2 separate regions of the Homo sapiens genome follow, and region 1 is linked to region 2. Evidence: chromatin loops called from intact Hi-C (ENCODE). Cell type or tissue: A673. All regions are shown on one strand.

Region 1 (8,000 bases), 320 kb before region 2:
TTTTTTTTCTTAAAAAAGTATGAAGAGCAATTTGCTTTCTGGTCCAAAGTAGGCACTTCCATTTATCTTATCCTAGGCTCAAACAGTGCTAACCATACGTGAAGCACAGAGAATTGGACTTAACCGAGAGGGACACGCTGACACTTAAAAATAATGGTAGGCCTGCCTGGAAGTGGTAGGGAAAACTCATGAAGAAATGGAAAACCTGGAAGGGAGAGTTTGGTTTTGTTACAGAATGAAGAGATAGAAAAAGGGTGTCTAGGGTTTTACTGTGGTGAGAGGTTACTGGAAGCCTGGACATTTTGAAAGATGAAAAAAGGAAAGTCCAGAGGAGGGGCTTATGGTAAGGGATTCCGAGGTCCCACTGCGGAGAACACCAGGCACCCAGGCTGTGCCAGTGACCAGAGGTTCATGGACGCCTGCTGGCATCAACAGAGAATTTATTTGTGATCACAATTATTACCAGATTTGATGTGCTGTTTCAGAGGTAATATTTTACCATCAAAATTTGAAAATTATCCATAGCATATGTTGATTTGAGAGTAATTAATAAAGATAGATAATCAAAATGATAATAAATACCATTTATTTTGTATCTTAAGGAAGTGTAAAGATATCTCTTTTTATAAAAATGAGATGATAAATTCTTACATTGGTGTACTGGCTTTTCTCCTACAAATAATCTATAAATGTCTTTTTGGTAGCATGGATTTTGGGATGTGGACTACCAATTTGGTAATATCTCTGTTTACTTTCAATTCCAACCATAGGTAATCAAATCAGGATGTTGTCTGGATAGGCTAAGGAGACACACTTCCTCTTCATGCCTCTGGTAACTCACTACCACTCAATGTGCCCTCAGGATCCAGTAAAGCATTGGTTCTCCGTAGTCAGAGAAAGAATGGAACCACCTAAAGGAGCATGCAGAAACTAGGAAAAAACAGCTGTAAATGTAGGGAACTGTAGAAGAATATTCTAGAATTGGAATGCTGAAAGGGAGGTGGGAATTAGAACTTGCTGTGCTAGGAAGGAGAAATAACAAGGAAAGAGGGGCTTTCTGTTCAATAGTAACAGCTACGGAAGCCCAGGAATTTAAAAAAATAAGGCAAAGCACAATATTTCAGATGAGTACATGGGAAAAGATCATTGTATCATTTTTTTCTTCCTGTCCCTGCAGCACCCAGTGTAGGAAGCACTGCTCATTTCCTGAGGTAGGGGTACATTCCAAGCACCATGAAGATAGCCTTATATTTAATGAGTTTATTTATAAATAACGAGTGTCAGTTAATAGCAGAGTTTATATCAAATTCACTTTCAAAGGTATGATTTTGTCTTAGGCTACTCTTACTTTCTTTTACCTTTCTTCCCCGAGCAGGTCACAATACCTGGGATGATCAGCCTCTGATCTCCCTTCTTGCTGTGGTTTGGGTATGGTTTGTTTGTCCCCACTAAATCTCATGTTGAAATTTGACCTCCAGTGAAGTGTGGGGCCTAGTGGAGGGTGTTTGGGTCATGAGAGTGGACATCTCATGAGTGAGTTGGTGCCCTTCTTGGTAGTGAGTTCTCAATCCTGCAAGACTGGATTGGTACTCAGGAACATGGGTTTGTTCCTGAGAGACTGGTTTGTTACAAAGCCTGGACACCTCTTGGGTTTGTGCTCTCTTCACGTGTGCTGCTTCCCCTTTGACCCTCTCTGCTGTTAGATACAGCACAAATGACCTCACCAGAAGCTGCACAGATGCTGGTGCCACGCTTCTTGTACAGCCTGAAGAACTTTGAGCCAAATAAACCTCTTTTCTTTAGAAATTACCCAGCCTCATGTATTCCTGTACAGCAACACAAAACAGACTAAAATGCTTCCTTCCTCCTCCCCCGAAGACCTCCATGTGACAGGTGTCCTACCTTATACCCTGAAGGAAGGAATGCCTCAGGGATGCCAAGAAGAATCTGAATAAACAGGCCTTGCTAAATTTATTTTATCCCAGTTTATTGCCATTAGATTATATAATTTACCCCAGTTTATTGCCATTAGATTATACCATAGTTTACTGCCATATAGATTATTTATTTTAGCCCAACTTATTGCCATTAGATATAAAACTTATCCCGCTTTATTGCCATTAGATTATACCCTTTTGTCCTTTAATCACACTCCTGCGTGACTGTCCATAAAAACACACAGATTTCCCCATTTCTTTGGGCCGTCATTTCTGACATCTGTCACATAAAAATTAGATTAAACAAATTTGCATGCTTTTCTCTTGTTAATCTATCTTTTGTTATAGGAGTCTTAGACGTGAACCTTGTAATGAATAAGAAAAAGACATTACTTTTTCTCCTCTGCAATCATAAAAGCATAGGTATTTGTTTTCACATATGAGGAGAAGCTGTAAGCACGCTGTTGGTGACATCAGTCTGGAGGAGTGCTGTTCCCGTGGCAGTGTTTCTTTAACCACTAGTAATTAGCTCAAGGCATTTTTCATGAATTGGTCAGGAAGCCATACTTTTGCTTCTCAACTGCAGACAATCAGTACCATTCCACCTATCCTCAGGCGAAAGCAGAGCACTGTCAGCTCTGTATGTGGTGAGGAAAGGACTGTTCTGTCTTCAAGGGGCATGCTGAATTTTAAAACCCAGCTGGAGTGTCCTAAAAAAGTGGAAGAACACTAAAGGGAACGGAACACTAGAAAGAAGAGTCAGGTCAGGAAACAGGATAGATAAAGAAAATCCTGGGCTTCCACTGTGGATAGCGAAGGTTACCCACAATCTAAAGCCCTCCAAAAGCTAAGGCAAGAGCCGGTTTTACGGAGGGGCACATGCCACAGTTATTAGGCCCCATCCTTGTCTAGTACAGTATTACTTGTCTAGTATAGTAGAGTAGTGCCTACTCTGAGAGTAATGGAACGCATAGATTGAGCAGGATAATGGTAAGTTTAACAATATTATATGTATTTATAAATGGCCACAATGAACTCTAGTGGGCGGCTGGATCTCAGTTTCAGTGCTACCGTGGGAAAAGGATTTCTGAACCATATCCTACAACCAACATAATTATGAGAGTCAAACCAAGTATGGCAGTGGTGCAGCAAACATTTACCTTTTAAATTTTTTTTCCCCAGCTCTGTCAGGATTCTCTCTGGCCAGTGAGTGTTGCAGGCAGCTGCATACCCTGTAGGGGAGTCAGGGGTGAGGAAAAAGCCAGGCCGAGGTGGGCTGCATTTGCTCCAGCTCTGTGCAGCTACCTCACTTCCACCGTTTCTGAAATCTTGGCCGGCCAATTGGGAAGATGCAGCGGGGTGTTCATGTGTATGTAGTCTCTTCCTGACAATATGTAACCCACCTGCAGTTATAATTTTACCTTTTTAATGTTTAAAATAAGTCACACAGGTTTATTTAAGGGGAAAAAACAACAACTAGGGAACACTGATGAGCAAAAAGAAAAATTTATTTGTGGTGATCCAAGTTAAAGATAGTAATATAGGCATATTTTTACAAATGGAATCTTCTTATATATATGTTTATATTCTGCTTTTTCTGGTAGTATGGATTGAGACTCTCTTATGTCTCACATTATATTTGAATTACACTGAAAACATGGTGTTGTTTCTTCTTTATGCTGTTCTGTAACCAATATTACCCACTGCAAAATTTTATTTTCCTGTGGAGGCAGTCATAATTCCCTTTCCTGTCCCATGAAAGGCAATAACACCCACAGTCTTCAAGATCCAACAAAATGATGTTAGACAAAGAATGAGATCTTCTAGAACTGAGTTCCAGAGGGAACTGCATGAAAAGGGTAGCAGAATCACAGAAGGAAATAGAGAGCTGGAAGAGCCAGTTCTTCTTGCAACAGTTTAGAGAGGCAGAGAGAAAAGACTGGACCTTCTCTGGGGTATTGAAGTTTATTCAAATCCCACACAATGCAAAAACTGCGGAGAGCCAACACATTGCAGAGGAATGTGTTGGGCCACCAGCCAGAAGTTAATAAACACTAATGGATGGTTCTGATGAATGATGTGTTCACAGAGGTCATTTATTTATAACTCCACAACAGAGAGATATTTTACTTTCAAACTTCAAAAATCACACGAGTAATACATGTTAATTTGAGAATAGACAAATACAATGAAGAAAATCATTATTCTAATATGTGATCCATTATGATAATACTATACCTTATTTCTTTTTCAAAACTGGGATTATATTGTACATTGTATCTATAGTCTGTTTTCTCTATCTTTGTATCTATTTATTTTTCAGTTGCATTATAACTCATTTTTCTATTTGCTCTGAAAAGATGATCATTGAAATTCCATAAACTCCAGGTGCTTCAATATCCCCAGCTGCCTTCGTTCCTTAACTTACAGAGTCTTGACTGCTTAATCATTCCCTCAATTCTATGAGATACCCCAAACTTTTAAATATAATCTTCCTTCTATTTAAAGTCTGCAGAGTCACTTTGTGGTGTTTGATACCAAATTTTAAGCAACATATACAAGAATTACGGGAAAGATGAAGAAAAACAGGAAGGCACTCAGGCCTAGTGAAAACTGTTGCTCTTCATGGGGCAAGTTGAAGTCAAAAAGCAAATAAACCTTCATCTGAAACTGCATAAAAAGGAAAGATAAACTTACAGAAAAACAGAACACCATTAAAAGGAGAAGCAGATCTGCCTGCAGTTGGAAAAGAAATTAGAAAATGGAGAGTCAGCAATTTCATTAACTTAGTGAATTAACTTAGAGCTTAAAAACTTCAGAGCTTAAAAGTTTTTTTTAAAAAGGCAAGATTTTGAGAGGAGTATAAAGTCTAGGACTCACTAAGGATATTAGTGTGGGAAGAACCAAACAACAGTAACCTTAGATCAGAAAATCTCTGAATATTTTCCAGCTGGAAAAACTTCCCTTGCAAGAGAACATTTACTGGATAAAATACCAGGGAAGAGGCAGAGCATTGGTCAATGTAGCAACAGAGATAAGAATAAGAATCATTTCCCCAAGAAGATTTCAAAAAAATATACTGTATTTTGCAGATATTCTAAATTAAGCATAAAGAGAGCAGGAGGCTCTATTTCCCTTAAAATAAAGTACAAGTTTTTATTAAAGTATAAAAGTTCACTAAAAAATTAACTTAAAATTGCCACTTCAGAAGGAAGATCTTGTAAACTTATTAGCCCTTTTTACATGACTTGTCATATTTCTCATTTAGTTTTATTAAAGGGACGGGGAGACCACTTTGAATTAAACTAATATGTATATGCAGATAAAATTGGATGCAGTCTCTAGGGTGATTCCATCTTCTCCTAAGAAAAAAAATTTGTAGGGGAAAAGACCATATTTGGATCTTTTACACTGTGTGTGCCAGGCTGGGAACCTAAATTTGTCCCTTGTCTCTTATACTGCCCTCAGATTAGGTTTTGTATGTCTGCCTGTGGTTGGCCTGTGTCCCATTCTATCAAGTTTCATGCTTGCTACTGTATTTACTGCCAATCAATGTTCAGAGTGTACTAGGGCGCTAATGGATCTTGATCAGCGATCTCAATTTCTCAACCTTCTCAGCCATTATATGCTGTACTTTTAGAAACAGGTATTTATATTTCCAAGCTGGCATACAGGAAGGCACATTCATTGATAATAAGGAGTCAAGGAGAAGTTAAAATAGACTTCTGACTGTCTTTTGCTTTTCAGAAGCAATTACTATCATTGGACTCAATTCTGCCAGTAGACAGAGTTAAGTTAGTTTTAGAATAGAAGTTGAGTAGGCAGTTAAATGCCTGGACTTTGCCTTTACTTTTTTTTCCCCCTCTAAGATACAGCAGGGACAAAAATGAGAGTAATCAGTCTACTGGATTCCTTTGAACACATTAACTTTCAGATGGGAGGAAGAGAGGTGAACGGTCACTGGAGCCTCTTTGAAGCTTCATGCTAGAGCAAAGATAGGAGGTGGAAAAAGAAGTGGGAAAAGGGGAAAGATAAGGTTGAAGAAAAGGTGATTGATTTTATTTTTTCCAGGCACGGTTCCCCAGTTATACATGAGGAAAAGAAAAAAAAATACTTTAATTTCCTTGAGCAGAATCCCCCAATGATATGGAAGGATTCTTAATGAGCTTAAGTTAATTAAAGCCACACCAGAAATTGACTATGCTTTCTAAATATTCTTTGATATGATATTGTGGATTTTCTTTTACTTTATAGTGTATGTTTCACTGAAAAGTTCCAACCTTGTTTCCGCCAAGGTAAAAGGAAAAGATGATTTTCTATTCATTCAAGTGTCATGATTTTAAGCTGTTCATGACAAACCTGCCAACAGATCCAAGGTGCTCAGTTAAGAATTCCAGGTTAGGTAAAAAACTTGGAGACAGTTAAATACAAGAACAGATTTTGAGGCAAGAAGCAAGATAGAAATGGAATGAAAAGACCATTTTTTCCTGAGAATAGGATTGGGATGCCCAGAACTCCTTTATATCAGGTGCTAGTGTCCAACTGTCTGTGTTCCATTGTAAACAAAGTTACTTTTGGAGTAAATTTATAGCCTTGCCTGAGGTTACTTCTGTGGGTCATCTCTGGGATGAGGTGGCATGATATTCTGTTTATGCTCACTTTTTTTCTTTGCTTCTTAGCTTTTATAAAAGGAGGCCAACTCTACCCCCAGCATGGTCAATTATTAGTATACTTTGCTCCATACTTAATTGGCCCCAAAAACTAAGGACTTCAAGTGCTGGTCAAGGAATATAACTTTAAATACATAGTTGCCAGATAGCTACTAGGCAACTACCCCAAGAGAGTATTTCTCTAGAGAAATGAAACTTTGATATACTATTTACTATTGATTAGGGCTTGAATTCTGCATAGTAAGCAGACTGATAAATTATAAATGATTTTTATCAATAGAGATGTAAATTTATTCTCTCAGTAGAAAAACCTAAACCCCAAGCTTGTGGTTTTATTGCCCTATAGGTCATAAACCAGTTTTTATAATAAAAGCCAAATTTATCAAACCTGTTTCATCACTACCTTCCTTTTTTTTTTTTTTTTTTTTTTTGAGACAGAGTCTCGTTCCATTGCCCAGGCTGGAGTGCAGTGGTGCGATCTCAGCTCACTGCAGCCTCTGCCTCTTGGGCTCAATGAATTCTCCTGCCTCAGCCTCCCAAGTAGTTGAGACTACAGGTATGCACCATGTCCGGCTAATTGTTTTTTTTTTTTTTTTTTTTTTTTTTTTGGGAATTTTAGGAAAGGGGGGGTTTGCCATATTGGCCAGGCTGCTCTCAAACTCCTGACCTCAAGTGATCTGCCCACCTCGGCCTACCAAAGTGCTGGGATTACAGGTGTGAGCCACCGCACCCAGCCCATCATTGCCTTCCTGAATGCCTATATAAACCTCTGTTCTGCAAATGCTCTTTGAACCAGCTTTACTATCCTGCTGGTCCTGTCTCTGATGCATTAAACAAATCTTTGACACATTTACCAAATATTTGAATGAGAGTTAACATTTTGAAAGGTGTACTTTGACAACGTCTTTCCCTACCTGCTCTGTGAAGGCTCATCTTACACTGTTTAAGGGTTTTCTTTGTGTCTCTTCTAAAGCTCTCTGTTCTTGGATCTCTATAAACCATATTCTTGCTTCTGAGGAATTTTATGAAAGGCAGGATGGTGTCACGGGAGATAATCAAATTTTAGAGTCAGACAGATACGAACTGATGTTGTGGTTTCCTGATCCATTAGATTTTCAATCCTGAACAGATCACTTCTCTGGCCATATTTTTCTCTAAGATAGAATTAATCACATCTACTTGGCAAAGGAATTGCTCAGGTGACTCATTTGTGAAGTGAGGAAGTCAAATTGGTTAACCTCCAAGGTCCTCTTCAGTTCTAAGATTCTGATTCCAACATTTAAGAACTTCTTATTCCCAGTTAACTTTTAAGAGTCAAAAATTTAAATGTGCAAAGTTCATTTATCTTGGTTCGATACTTGGTTATAGAGCAGCCACGGCAGATAGGGCAGGG
Region 2 (8,000 bases):
GTTGATGTATCAACTGATAGTATAGCAACTCCCCTCTTGCACATAAAATGTCAGTGAACACTGAAGCCTTTGGTTTAGATTTTCTAATTTCTTTGCTATACACTCCCTGTAGCCAGAATTCAGCATCTGAATCGTTCTTTGCTATCTGCATTTAATTTTTAATATTTGGATCATGTTTCTTGTGGGAGTGAGTGTATATGTGTGTGTCTGTGTGTGCACACGCACGTGCACACTACAAAGAACAGGGTGAGGTGGAAAGTAGGATGCAGCGTGAGAAAATTCTGAAGGATTACAGAGGTGGAAGTGCCAAGCTTCAAAGGGAATTCCTAAAAACCCTCTCCTACCACACCATTCTCAGGTATCTTACCCTTTTATTTCGCGGTATCTGCTGGTCTGTCTTATTGACAAGTTATCAGACATGACAATACATTTAATATTAAATGCCTATGATTATTGTTTATTCAATGACTGCTCCATGTTCTTTCCATGTTTCCTCCTTTGTCTGATTTTTAAAAATGTAATTAGTCTCTTTGGGGAAAAGGGGTTACATATTCATTCATTTGTATAGTTAATCTGGTTTAGATCTGTGTCCTCACCCAAATCTCATGTCAAATTGTAATCCCTATTGTTGGACGTAGGGTCTGGTAGGAGGTGACTGGATCATGCAGGCAATTTCTCATGGTTTAACACCATCCCCCTTGGTGCTGTCGTGGTGGTGAGTTCTCCTGAGATCTGGTTGTTTACAAGTGTGTAGCAGCACCGCCATCACTCTCTTACTCCTGCTCTGGCCATGTAAGATGTGCCTGCTTCCCTTTTGCATTCCACCATGATTGTAAGTTTCCTGAGGCCTCCTCAGCCATACTTCCTGTACAGCCTGTGGAACTGTGAGCCAATTAAACCACTTTTCTCAGGTTAAGGTAGTAAACAAGATAGGGAAGGTGACTGCTTATGACTTTTAAAGAGAAGAAAGTCAATAAACAAGTGAAAGATAATTTCAGATAGTAACAAACGCAATGAAGAAAAAAAAGTGGTGAAAATTGGATGGGGAAGAGGTAGGCAACATTTGATAGGGAGTTGAGAAATAAATAAGAAGGAGCCAGCCAGCCACATAAACAATATGGGCAAGAGTTTTCCAGGCAGAGAACAGCAATGGCAAAATTTGTAAGTGTTAATGAGTATGGCAATTGGAGCATAGCAAAGCAAGAGGAGAGTGGAGGTGATAATGTCAGAAAGATTAGCAAGTGCCAGTTTATACAGGGATTAGAAGGCAATAGCAAGGAACTTGGATTTTATTTTGAGTGTGAATCAGAAGCCACTGGATAGCATATGAGAGAAGTCCAAAGAAAGAAGCCATTGAAACGATAAGGCAAACATTTGATGAAAGCTCTCAAAGGCTGTAGGACTGTTTTGGGGAAAATCTAAATCATTAAAAACATATGAGTATTTTTTCTTAGCAGTAAGGTTTTGTAACAAATGTAAATTGTGATGCTTCAGGCAGTTACTTTTTCAGTAGATTCTGTCAGCATGGTTTCAATGACAGTGATAGTTTCTGAGGATCCTTTGCATGCTGGTCTCTTGCGGTCTTACTTAGAGCATGATTATTTTTCCATTTGCATTGTAAGCAAAAGCAAAAATTAAACCATCCTTTCCCCACACAAGCCTTATACAAAGAAATTTAATGACATTGATCCTGATAAGTATAATTTGTGAATATGTGATTGTCGTTTGAAGACTTGAACTCTGATGCCTTCATTTTGTATGTAGCTCTGTAATAGGTTCAGACTAGTGAGTTGTGAGCCAAAAGGACTTGTGTCATTTTTGGCTGAAGCTTTTAATTGCCAACGTAAGACTCCCTAGAGCACTATGTTTAAAAGTTTATTTAATAATGTTTTTTCCTTTTTATAAAAACAAACACTTCCTGGTCAGTTATCACAAACTTCAGGTGAAAGGTAAATTAATCAAGATTTCCAGGCAGTAAAGTAGGCATAAATATTTAATGTAGTTTTACATGAGTTGAAGTTGTAGACACTTGTAGACACTTTATATAGTCCACTATAAAAGTAATGCTGTCCATCCATCGAAGGTGATCCTGAAATGGAAAACAGATATTTTAGGATGTATTTTTACAAACTGGTACGAATAATTACAAATAGGTAACTTGTTTATTTAAAACTTCACGCAACCTAGATGCTATCCTGAAATTTATTTATTAAACTACTATTGCATAAACACTAAGAACAGATGAGCTAATGAAATCCTGTAGGAAAATACCATATGAGGTGCTAAAATATGGAAAGTACCATGTTTGTACAAAGTTTTCTATAAATCCAATATTGGGTTTACTGTGTATGTGTCATTAGAATTCTGCAATGCAGACTAACATCAAGAAAATAAAGTGTGGCTATATGGACTTTTACATTTGTTCAGTCTCACTATTCACTTATTAATGATTAATAGATATCCTTGTAACTTATTTTCACAAACCTATCACAGAGTAAATTTGAAATTGTTATTTCCAATGACACACTAGGACAACACATTTATAAAGTCATTCTCTTTAAGACAGGTGCAACCTTGACAATATATGGGTAAACTCTAGGGCACTTTAAAAAATATTCTTCTTCTGCAGTATAAATTTGTACTTGCTTTATTTATTTAGATTCTCATGATTTTTCTGGAAACCAACATGTTCTACAAGACATGTTTCATGATCATGGAAATAAGCCAAAGTTGACAAACATGTATCTGGGCTCATTAATTTTATATTTAACTAAATGAGCAAATCAATATTCTCCTAAGGACTTGAAAAACAATGAATATTACACACTAAGTGCTTAACTTAGGCAATGACTGATATATAGTGGAGAAAGAACTGTCAGTGGTTTCCTGATGGCTACTAGCTTATGCTCTGAGGATTTCTGCTATACAACTGTAGGAAGAACATTTACCATTATGCAGTGTGCCATTGGAGTTCAGCACAGACTGAAAGATGACTGCTGTCATACGGTGACAGTGAACTTGGTACTATCCCGATGCCACCATCTAACTCATTTGGAGAAATGGAGACAGTGGGTTATTGCAGAAGCACTTAAATAGAGCAGTCCCTGGCGGGGGTCGGGGGGTGTGGGGCGGGGTGTTGATAATTTGTAACAGATGTTCCATATAATGGATGGATTACAGGGAGAGTGTCTGTAATGCAGACTATCTTGTTCAGTGAGGTATGATTGATGCTGCTTATTATCTTGACTTAACATCTGTGAGCTGAAGTTTTGAAACAAATATGTGAGCTTTGATTTACTGATTCATACAGATCAGGTGATAAAACATCTTTGCAACAGTGATTAAGTATTTCAAATGAAGTTTACTAATAACAGTTCTATTTCTTGAGTTAGTATGAAAGAAATAATTATATGAATCAATAACCTCTTGAGCAAAACATATAATTCAAGCAGGCTTGTTTTATGCCATTCTTTTTTTGTGATTAATGAACATTTAAATTAACCAAATCAGAGTGCTGACAAATGAGAATGCTGACACTTCAGTATAATTACCCTATGTAACTTGCAAAATATTTCCTTTTCTTGAGATTTTGTATGTTTGTCCTAGAATGTTTTACAGTTAAAGACAATTCTAGAATAACTTGAAAGTCATTCACACTATTCGGTTTTATTGTTTAAAAAATCTGACTATTTTATTTGATTATTCTACTTTGCAATTATTTTCAAATCTTTTAGTGTCATTGGTGGTGTTTTGAAAGGCTTTCTACTCTTTATTATAATTTTTGCATTGCTTTACTGTCAACTGAAGGTATGGCAAAGTCCTATGTAAACATTAACAGAATGCATATTTACATTTTATAAATATTGAATACTGTGATTTAGCTCCATTTTATAATAAATATTTATTTCTTATTTTATGTGATATAAACCTGATGACTATTACATAGGCATATAGTGATGATTATCACTGATATGAAAGCAGTACCCTTGAACTATGACCTCTAAATATGACGTGGTCTACACATATTATCTAGAATGAAATATAATTTATATATTTAACTTTCTTTTTACTCAATTATATCTTCTTGGTGATTTTGTTTAACTACACTTGAAGCTCTTCAGTGTTTACTTCACACATGAAAAGTCCTTCTGTAAACTAAGATATCCATTACAATTTTGCTCAAGGATGGATGTCAACACAATGGAATATTTAATAATATAAATAGATGTTAATATGTGCAACCAACTTCAGGAAACGAATGCAAGATTTCATCAGCTCAGTTAACTGAATATACTGAGATGGCCCTAATGGTGATTCACAGCTCATCCTAATGACAGCAAACTGACAGAGAACCCAATTATGCCAAGCCTATCAACGTGCCAATCTGAGACATGTTCAGTATTCAAATGCCTGAGGAAGGAGAGGTAGTCAAAATGTACTCTATCACCATTAGAATGTATTATCAAATTGTAATTAAATAAGATGGACACAACAATCAGAATATTATTGGATATTTCTGTCAATAGATAATGAGCTTAGATCACCTATTGGAGAAATATAGACTATTTCCCTCCTATGAATACCATAAAGAACAATGGTTCAGCTATTTAATCTTAAAGATAAGGGACATGGAAATTCTTCCTAGATTTGAGAATATCAACAATATCTACCAGTTACCAAAAACCAATTTACTGTTTGTAACCTCATTTCATTCTTTTATGTAAACCAGAAAATTAAATATTATTTTCCCCTCTTCTTCTTCTTCTTTTTCCTCTCCTCTTTCTTCCTCCTCCTCTTCTTCCCCCTCCTCCTCCTCCTCTTCTACCCCCTCCTCCTCTTCCCCCTTCTCCTCCTCCTGCTGCTGCTGCTTCTGCTTCTCCTCCTTTTCCCTCTTCTCTTTCGCCTTCTCCTTCTTCTTTCTCCTTTTTTTTTTTTTTTTTTTTTTGACAAGTGAGGAGATTAAGTCCAAAAGAGGTAGGATGACTTGCCTGATTATTTAGTTAGTGCCAGAGTGAGAATAAAATCCCATCCTGGGTTATTTTTCTAATGCTATACTGATTGGTTGGGTAAACAGATTATCAGGCATTTTAAAAATTTTGAGTCATTTTTTAATTAAACTACTGAAATTCAACTAATATTTACTAAGTAAGTATCAGCAATAGACTAAACCCAGTGCTAAATGTTCTGGTAATCCAAAGACCTTGATTCTACATTTGCAGCAAAGATACAAGCAGACCTTTTCTCCACTACTTTTTGCTCACCTTGAATTTATGCACCTTTACTTTTCCACTCCCATAAATAACCTGAGAATTACCCTTTATATCTCATCTTTACAATGCCTACCCATTTTGAATCTTGTAGAGGTTTCTTTCATAATGAACTGTTTTTTCTAAAGCTAGGAACTATTTTTCCCATCTTCCTAATTTGTTAGGTACCCCAGCAGATTCATAAGTTTCTAAAGGTAAATTTACTGATATACTCAATCAATAATACAGAGTAGAGACCTATGTACTCATGACAGCCAATCTTTACATGTAATGTTCTATGAAATCAGATTTTTCCCATACATACTAAGCAATAATATTTATATATTTTAGTTTTGTAAAATGAAAGAGGAGAGAAATTTATTTAAAAGATTTTTAACCAAGAAAAAGCCTTTTTTTTCTTGGCATTAAAAAGAATCATCTGGTGTTCAGTTTTTTTCCCCTACTCTTTCACCTCACTTGCTGTAACTCATTAGAGAGCTAATCGTCTTTGTAATTCCAAATTAAGGAGTACTTAGTGAAACGGAGACATTACCTTTGCCAGGTGTTTGGGAGGACAAAATTCAATCTGCAGTAAAAGTCAGCAAAAGTTTCTTCCAATTAACGCTAGTCCTTCCTCTGTTCAATCTGCATGGATTTTGTATTGTTCAGTGAAGAAGCATTCTGGGACCAGACTACATCGTATGTAGTGTTACACCAAATCAAGAAAATAATTAAGAATTTAGTATTTTGGAACACAGACTGAAATAAAGTACGATTGGGGAATAGAGACTAGAGTGAACTTACCAATTTTACTTTTGTCTTCTTAGGAGATGTGACCAGTCAGTCAGTGGGTTGCCTTTCAGAGTAACTTCTACTTGGAACTTGAATTCTTTCTTTTCTTTTTTTTTTTTTTTTTTTTGAGACGGAGTCTTGCTCTGTCGCCCAGGCTGGAGTGCAGTGCTGTGATCTCGGCTCACTGCAAGCTCTGCCTCCCGGGTTCACGCCATTCTCCTGCCTCAGCCTCCCCAGTAGCTGGGACTAGAGGCGCCCACCACCACACCTGGCTAATTTTTTGTATTTTTAGTAGAGACGGGGTTTCACTGTGTTAGCCAGGATTGTCTCCATCTTCTGACCTCGTGATCCACCCGCCTTGGCCTCCCAAAGTGCTGGGATTACAGGCGTGAGCCACCGCGCCCAGCGGAGTTCTTTCTTGGTGACCACATTTGGGTTGTCAAAAACAGGCCATATGAAGTGTATATTCCCTAAAAGGCTGTACATTCCAGGCTTTACAATTGTAGGAGATCAGTGAGAGAGGTGAGAGAAACTATAGGGAAAGGAGCAGGCCTTCTGAAAGGCCAGAAGGCTCTGCATAGCTTCGGGGGAGAATAGCTGAAGGCAATGCAGGCAATCAGAGGAAAGGCAGCTACAGTCGGGGAACTTATAGGAGCATGTCAGCTAGTGGAGACTGAAACACACAAAGCCAGATATTGGCTGTGGCATTAAAGCCTCCTAAAGTGAAATGGGAGAAAAACCCAAATTGTTTTCTATGCTGAGAGCCAGGTCATGTGAAGCAGGAATGCCCCAATAGTAAAGACCAAAGTCACTCAGGAAAAGAACCCCCTTTTATATGCCCCCAATGTAAAAAGGGGAAACATTGGGCAAATCTCTGCAAGTCAAAATTTGATAAAAATGGCAATCCCCTAAGCAGTCAGGCGGGAAACTTCATGAGGGGCCAGCCTCCATGTCCTGTTCCAAACTGGGGCAATGCCAGCGGCTTTCCTCGGTCAGATGGAAGGCCCACAGTCCTCTCTCTCAGAGCAGCCAGCTCTGGGAGTGCAGGACTGGACTTAACGCTGCCCCAATGAGTGAGTGCTTAAAGAAGGAGTAGGTACAAGGGAGTGTGGGGGAATTTATCTTAAACAGCCTTGTTTATTTATGTTGACTAGGAATTGACCTTTGATCATCCGTGCACGTGATGTTCCCTGAACAGGGAAAAATAAATGTTAATTACCTACAGGTTATATGGACTCCAGGTTTTTGGCATTGTGCCTGCACTGAATAAAAGCAAGCAGCTCCAGCTTCTCAGGGCTCCTCTCTGGCCACTAGAGTCAGGCAATCACCTAGCTGCTCTTACACTGCATACCTGTGTCTGAGTACTCATTTCATTCGTAGGCCAGGGTCTGTGGGACAGACCTGGCAGGTGGTGCCCCATGTGAGGAATGCTGCAATGGATTGTGACGGAACCCTCAAAAAACGAAAGTGAAGTGAGTGGGCAGTAAGTAATTGGTACCCACTGGGGATTTCCAAGTTCGAGGGCATTCATCATGGGACAACAGTATATAAAAGTATTGAAACAGCTGCTTAAAGCTAGCAGAGCCTTGGTCTCTGAAGCCCAATTAAGCGACCTAATGCAAACTGTTGTTTTTCCATAACCCATGGTTCCCAGAAGAAGGCACACTAGACCTAGAGCTCTGGGAACAAGTGGGAAGAAATCTTAAAAGACATAATGTACAAGGGCAATGGGTCCCAGTAATATCTTTAACATTATGGGCCTTAGTTAGGGCTGCTTTGGCCCTGCTCTACACGGAAGAGCCTAAAAAGGGAGGGGAGGAAGAACCATCATCTACCTTACCGCCTCCTCCTCCCTCAGCATACTCCTCGCCCTCTGCCTCAGGGTCAGAGAACAGCTGCCTTCAGCTATTCTCCCTGAAGCTATGCAGAGCCTTCCAACCTTTCAGAAGGCCTGCTCCTTTC

The links. Hi-C counts contacts between places; a loop is a spot of excess contacts. Peaks named below come from ENCODE experiments on the same cell type or tissue, not always from the same donor. Only the 100,000 strongest peaks of a DNase experiment are listed, where the experiment ranks them.
Region 1: it touches region 2 in a loop (2.1-fold over the local background); 2 of 110 quality-filtered maps call a loop at or near these places.

Annotation. Positions count from the first base shown.
Region 1 is chr11:100,558,220-100,566,219 of GRCh38, reverse strand. No RefSeq gene overlaps it. Among named protein-coding and RNA genes, the nearest start is that of ARHGAP42, 130 kb to the left of the region's middle. In A673, no CTCF peak of the experiment used is centred here; a DNase peak (open chromatin) is centred at 3,929; H3K27ac peaks cover 300 bases.
Region 2 is chr11:100,235,354-100,243,353 of GRCh38, reverse strand. The region is part of intron 16 of CNTN5 (contactin 5); the gene reads right to left. Among named protein-coding and RNA genes, the nearest start is that of ARHGAP42, 450 kb to the left of the region's middle. In A673, no CTCF peak of the experiment used is centred here; a DNase peak (open chromatin) is centred at 3,103.